Regions from separate parts of the Homo sapiens genome. Here region 2 is linked to region 1. Evidence: chromatin contacts called from ENCODE Hi-C or POLR2A ChIA-PET data. All regions are on one chromosome and are shown on one strand. The core of a region is the stretch at or near the end of the contact, and the rest is flanking DNA. Distances in the headings are between cores, read along the strand shown. Region 1 holds the start of SLAMF7 (SLAM family member 7). Region 2 holds the start of TOMM40L (translocase of outer mitochondrial membrane 40 like).

Evidence for each region. Hi-C counts contacts between places; a loop is a spot of excess contacts on that map. ChIA-PET counts read pairs that join two places held with the same protein, here RNA polymerase II (POLR2A). Pooled maps may share reads with other maps.
Region 2: a pooled map shows a loop between it and region 1 (2.5-fold over the local background). The contact joins the promoter of TOMM40L here to the promoter of SLAMF7 in region 1. A Hi-C loop is called at or near these places in 2 of 50 pooled maps. POLR2A ChIA-PET finds 5 or more read pairs at or near these places in 3 of 52 experiments (AG04450, SK-N-SH and T-cell).

What each region holds. Positions count from the first base shown.
Region 1 is chr1:160,737,291-160,740,496 of GRCh38, forward strand. SLAMF7 (SLAM family member 7) reads left to right here and starts at 1,957. Exons shown (of 7, transcript NM_021181.5): 1 at 1,957-2,066. The coding sequence starts at 2,012. LOC124904440 (a long non-coding RNA gene) reads right to left here and starts at 1,869. Exons shown (of 2, transcript XR_007066687.1): 1 at 1,793-1,869.
Region 2 is chr1:161,224,378-161,227,583 of GRCh38, forward strand. It overlaps TOMM40L (translocase of outer mitochondrial membrane 40 like), which reads left to right and starts at 1,683. Exons shown (of 10, transcript NM_032174.6): 1 at 1,683-1,759; 2 at 1,978-2,227; 3 at 2,511-2,578; 4 at 2,881-2,973. The coding sequence starts at 2,113. MIR5187 (microRNA 5187) reads left to right here and starts at 2,809; the gene lies at 2,809-2,884. RefSeq lists enhancers at 1,089-1,198, 1,659-1,728.

The sequences.
Region 1 (3,206 bases), core at 707-3,206:
CATTCTCAGGTGAAGGAAAACTAAGATAATTTGTTATCAGCAGGCTTATCATAAAAGAATTCCTAAAGAATATCTTGAAACAGAAAGAAATGATTAAAGAAGAAAACTTGAAGGCTGGGTGTGGTGGCTCATACCTGTAATCCCAGCACTTTGGGAGGCCAAAGTTGGTGGATCACCTGAGGTCAGGAGTTTGAGACTAGCCTGGCCAACATGGCGAAACCTGATCTCTACTAAAAGTACAAAAAGTAGGTGGGCATGGTGGCATGAGCCTGTAGTCCCAGCTACTCAGGAGGCTGAGGCAGGAGAATCGCTTGAACCCAGGAGGCGGAGATTGCAGTGAGCCAAGATCATGCCACTACACTCCAGCCTGTATGACAGAGCAAGACTTCGTCCAAAAAAAAATAAAAAGAAGGAAACTTGAAACATTAGAAATAAAGAAATAACAATGAAAAGAGTTAAAATATGGGTAAATGTAATGGATTGTCCTTCTCCTCTTGAGTGTTCTGAATTATGTTCAACAATTGAAGCAAAACTTATAATCTTACCGATATGGTTCTCAATGAATATAGACAATATATTTAAGACAAGTATAAAGATAGACTAATAAAGAAACCTAATATAGGTAAGTTTTCTATACCTAGTTCAACTGGTAAAATGTCAACACTGATAGGTAGATCAAAAGTTATGTATGTAAAATGCAATATGTACAGCAACCAGTAAAAAAACTCTTCAAAAAGATACATTATAGATAAATCAAAATGGAATTATAAAAAATATTCCAGTAACACACAGGATGGCCAGGAAAGTGAAACAGAGGAACAAAATAAACAAACAAAAGCCCAGAAGAACAAAGAGAAAATAATAACATGGCAAACTTAAGCTCTGATATATAAATAATTACATTATGTAAGTCAGTTAAATAGAATAGATAGCTCCAGAATATACCCACACAAGTATAAGTGCTGATTTTTGATAAAGATACAAAAGTAATTCAATGTAGGAAAGATCATCTTTTCCATCACATGGTAGTAGAACAATTGAACACCCACAGGCAGAAGAAAAAAAAACACGCACATTGTAATCATACTTCTGAAAACCAAAGGCAAACAAAAAACTTTTAAAACAGCTAGAGAAAAATGACACATTACCTATAGGGAAAACAATTTAAATGATGGCTGATTTCTCACTGGAAACCATGGAGGGGAGGAGTGTCATGACACTTTTCAAGTGTCGAAAGCAAAAAAAAACTGTCAACCATATTACCTGATATGGTTCTCAATGAATATAGACAATATATTTAGGTGAATCTCAACCTAAACTTCACACCTTACATTAAAACAGGATCATACATTTAAATGTAAAACATAAAACTATAAAACTTTCAGGAGAAAACCTTTGGACCCTAGTGTGGGTAGAAAAAAAACTGATAAGTTGAATTTCATCAAAATTAAAATTTTTGCTCTGCCAAAGACCCCGTTAAGAAGATGAAAAGACAGGCTACAGACCAAGAGAAAATATTTGTAAACCACATATCTGACAAATGACTCTTATACTTGGAACATATAAGGAATTGTCAAAGCTCAACAGTAAAAAAAATAAAGAATCTGATTATAAAATGGACAAAAGACATAAATAGACATTTCACCAAGGAGGATATGGATATATAGATGGCAAATAAGCACATGAAAAGATGTTCAACATTATTAGGCTTTAGGGAAATGCAAATTAAAGCCACAATGAGGTATCACTACAGCACCTATTAAAACAGCTAAAATATAAAATGGGAATATACCAAATGCTGATGAAGATGGGGAGCAAATAGATCTCTCATAGATTGCTGGTGGCAAGGTAAAATGCTCTATTCACTCTGAAAATAATTTAGCAATTACTCAATCTCACATGTCTGCGGCGTGACCCCTCCTGCTTCTTTAAATATCAGCTGGGGAAGAGGTCTGAGTAATACCTAAGAGGGAAGTGGCTTCATTTCAGTGGCTGACTTCCAGAGAGCAATATGGCTGGTTCCCCAACATGCCTCACCCTCATCTATATCCTTTGGCAGCTCACAGGTGAGTCCGGCCGGATTCTCTTCCACTCTCCTGTCTACCCCATCCTGAATAGTTCCAGGTTTCTTGTTCCACTCTGGGCCTCTGGCTCAACTCGGGAGGCTCTGTGTTCTCATCTAACATTTGCTTTTTATCAATCTCTGATCTCTGATTCTCAGGTCAGGAAGAGACTAGAGAGAGGGGGAAAAATGGCTCTGGGAACTGACTCCCCTGTTGACTGTCCCAGGGATGAAGGAGCTGAAAGAAGTGGTGCTGGGTATCAGAGACCATTTTTCTAATCCAGGTTCTGCCATGAGTTAGATAAGGAATGTTAAAGTTTTCCTGGGCCTCAGAAACTTTATCTTCTAGCCTTCTCTCCTTTTGAGGGCAACTTTAAGAACAAGATGATACTATACAGGTATGTATTTATTTACTTATAAATGTATTTATAAAATTGGTTATGCATAACAGTAATATAAATGGAAAGAATCACTTGAATTTTCTTTCCTTACTCAAGCAATGTAATCAGTCTCTACTTAGAGAACCAACTCATACCATAGGCACTTTATGTTTAATCCCATGGAGGACAGAGGACAGTTCTCCACCTGTCACTGGTATTCTAGTCTTTGAAGATTTTTCTATCCTAAGGGCTCTCAGAAAGGATCAGGAGCCCTATAAGTGAGAAATATCTCTTCTGTCATCAATCTCATGGAGTACTACCATGAGGTCCCCCTATAAGGACTTCACATAACTGCTTCATTATGTGTATCTGAGCCTGCCTGGAGTGATCTGCCCAAGACCACGCAGGCAGCTGGTGCCCCCAATATTTTCCCCTGCATCGCTAAGTGGTCAGCATCAGCAGACTCTTACCCACTTTGAATTCATCAGAAGTTTGTATTTTTGAGAGGTACCTGGGTCTAACCAGGTGGTTCTGGAATAGGCCCTCACTTTAAAAAAAAAAAACAAAAAAAAAACTCCCTGAACGGAAATGATGAGCAGAAATAGAACTTGAGGGAGATAAGGTGGAGGGGTTGGGGAAAATTATAGAGACTTTGAAAGCTACAGGTGTCCATCTGAAATCAGTCAGCGAAAGAGCACAAGTATGAAAAACTGCCATGCAGGTCCCCCTCTGCCCTCCTCCAGAGGCAGCCTGTGTAGTGTACC
Region 2 (3,206 bases), core at 433-2,932, 490 kb after region 1:
ATTTGATCACCTTATCAGTTCTAGGCAGTGATTAGCCAATATTGAGTCAGCAGGGGCAATAGCCCTGGCCCTTGTCTCACTCCTGTTGGGGGTGGGGGAGGGGGAGAGGTACATTCCCAGGTTCAAAGCATTTGGGTGAAATCAGTTAAATAGATATCAGAAGCTTTTGTATCTTTCACCCTTTTGCCCCCCAAGCATACTCGCTGAGTATGTGGAACATTCCTGAGGGTGACAGTGGAGGCGCAAAGCTGATGAGGGAGGTAGTGACCAGAGACCAAGAAATCTTTGTTTTTTAACTTTTGTTTTAAATTCAGAAGTATATGTGCAGGTTTTTTTGTTTGTTTTCCTGAGACGGAGTTTTGCTCTTGTTGCTCAGGCTGGAGCGTAATGGCATGATCTCGGCTCACTGCAACCTCCACCTCCCGGGTTCAAGGATTCTCCTGCCTCAGCATCCCAAGTAGCTGGGATTACAGACATGCGCCACCACGCCCGGGTAATTTTGTACTTTTAGTAGAGACGGGGTTTCCCCATGTTGGTCAGGCTGGTCTTGAACTCCCGACCTCAGGTGATCTGCCCGCCTCGGCCTCCCAAAGTGCTAGGATTACAGGCATCAGCCACCGCCCCTGGCCTATATATGCAAGTTTGTTACACACGTAAACTTGTGTCATGGGGATTTGTTGTACAGATTATTTCATCACCCAGGTATTAAGCCTAATATCCATTAGTTATTTTTCCTGATCTTCTCCCTCCTCCCACCCTTCACCCTCCAAGACCAAGAACTCTTACTCCATTTTCAATTATTCCCCTGTGGAGCGCTTAGTGCTTGAGGTCAGCCCTTTGGCTTGTCCCTGGTCCTGGGATGGAGTGCCTTTGGGGGCCAGGCTCCATATTCCTAGATTTTATTTGCCAACTCTGCCTTGGGACTCAGGGAAGGAAGGGTTAAATACAGAAAGCAGCTGTTTCAGCGAATAGTTCTGCTAGAACTTACTCCTCTGCGCCAAACTCTCACACCCGTTTCCATTCCACCAAGTGGTCAAGAGCGGGGACTTCGAGAGATGTAGACCTCCAGAAGAGAAGGGTGGGTCCCTGTTCTAGGGAGTGCTGCGCTTAATGAGTAGTACTCATTTGGAGGTGTGCTGTGGAGGGCTGTGAGGAGGATTTCCCATGGGTTCTTTGGAGAGAAGGGAGCGATAGAAATGAACCAGGGTTCCAAAGAAGTCTTCATAATCGTTCTTTCTGCCACCCTTCACACTATGCCAGTCTACAAGCTGTAGTTCCACTTTTCTCATGGATGAAACTACATGGGTGGAAGGAGCTTCAGTGGCCCAAGCTACAAGATGCTCCCTCTAGTGTCTTGTACGCTCACAAGTTTTTTTCCGACCTTGGAGAGGCCTAGTGATCTAAAGCCTTCCACTTAAGTCTAAGGGGCCACCAATCAAGTCCTGCCCGCCTCTGCAGCTCCAGGGTTGAAGCTCTTGGGCCGTCAGACCTGCCACTCATTTTCTTCCTCCCTTCCCATTGGCCCATGGTAAATAGCGAGGCTTTTTTTTTTTTTTTTTTTTTTCATTGATTGGGCGGGGCCCAATCAGGGTTGGGTTGGGTCTTTGACAGCTTTCTTTGCCAGATTCAAAGATGGCGCTTACGGCCACGCTAAGAATGCAGCGTGAAGCTGCAGTTCTGCCATCACTCAAGATGGCTGCCCCCATCAAGATGACCGGGGTGTGCCGGGGGGAAAGGGGCAGCATGATGGTCTGAGATGGTAAGGGATACTGCACCATTGCGGGCCTGGTCTTGGGGCCTGGGAATGAAGAATAGAGAGGCTAGGGAGCTAGGTGAAGTCTGTGGTGGGGGCTAGGATCAGAGAAAGGGAGAGAGGACAAGGGTGACAAGTGGGGGTGAGAGATCAAAGATGGGGCGGGAGTGTGCCTAGGGTTGTCTCTCCATGAGTGCTCTCCTTCCCTACTCTTCCTGTTCCAGGTGTAGCGTCGGACCATGTGGAAGTTTCTGAGGCTGGGGAGCCGGATAATGGGGGGTGGGGCCCGTTGGGGGGTAAAGGGGCAATAGCGTCCTTTCACAGGCTAACCTCGGCTCTTCCCAGTCCTCTGGACTAAAATGGGGAACACATTGGGCCTGGCACCAATGGGGACTTTGCCCCGCCGGAGCCCCCGCCGAGAGGAACCCCTGCCCAACCCTGGGAGCTTCGATGAGCTGCACCGTCTATGCAAAGGTGAGAACTTGGCACTTGGGTGTCTCAGGATGAAGGGGCAGAGGAGTGGAGGGTCTTGAATGCCGGATGTCCGGCGATGGGAGCAGGAAAGGGGAGATCATAGCTGGGTCATGCAGCCTCAGGGAGGATCAGGTGCCCAAATGAAGTGGAGCATTTCATTGCAGGACTTGAAAGGAGGTTAATTCCTCCAAAGTGTTCCCTATGGGATTGAAAGGGGAGACTATCTTTTGGGGTAGGGGTTCTTTGTCTGTGCTTATTCCTTCCCTTCCCCTACCCCCTTCAGATGTATTCCCAGCACAGATGGAGGGAGTGAAGCTCGTTGTCAACAAGGTTCTGAGCAGCCATTTCCAGGTGCTCCCACTTCTCTGGCCCCTCCTTACTATTCCCCCTTTCCTGTCCCTGGATCATCTTCTCCTTTCCTTTGTACTCCAGCCCTAGCCAGTCTATGTGGGACAAATGAGGGAGGATGTGGGGTTCTCTTTACCTCCGTGCCTGTGGGACTTGTTGCTTTTAATCCGATGACCTTCTCTGTATATGTTGGAATATTTAGGATTCTTGAGAGGCCCTCTGGATGGGGAAAAGACTAAGGGTGGGATGAGGGATTGAAGTGGAGCAGGAATGCGCTTTTCTCCACTGAATCCTCTTTTCCTCAGGTGGCGCACACTATACACATGAGTGCCCTGGGCTTGCCGGGATATCACCTCCATGCGGCCTATGCAGGGGATTGGCAGCTCAGTCCCACTGAGGTGAGGGCTCCACACACCTGGGTCATCTCCCTAAAAACCAATCTGGGACCCAGGTCTGGAGGAAGAGGAATTGTGTGTGTTATGGGGAGGAATGGGCCGTAACCTGATTCTCTGTGTCTTTTCTGAATGAGAGAGGGTAGAGAAACATTTTCTGTGAAGAGCCCAGAGTGTGTCTTTGTGACTCCACCAGGGGGCGCTGTGCACTCTTAATGAAGTTCTATATTTGGGTTTAG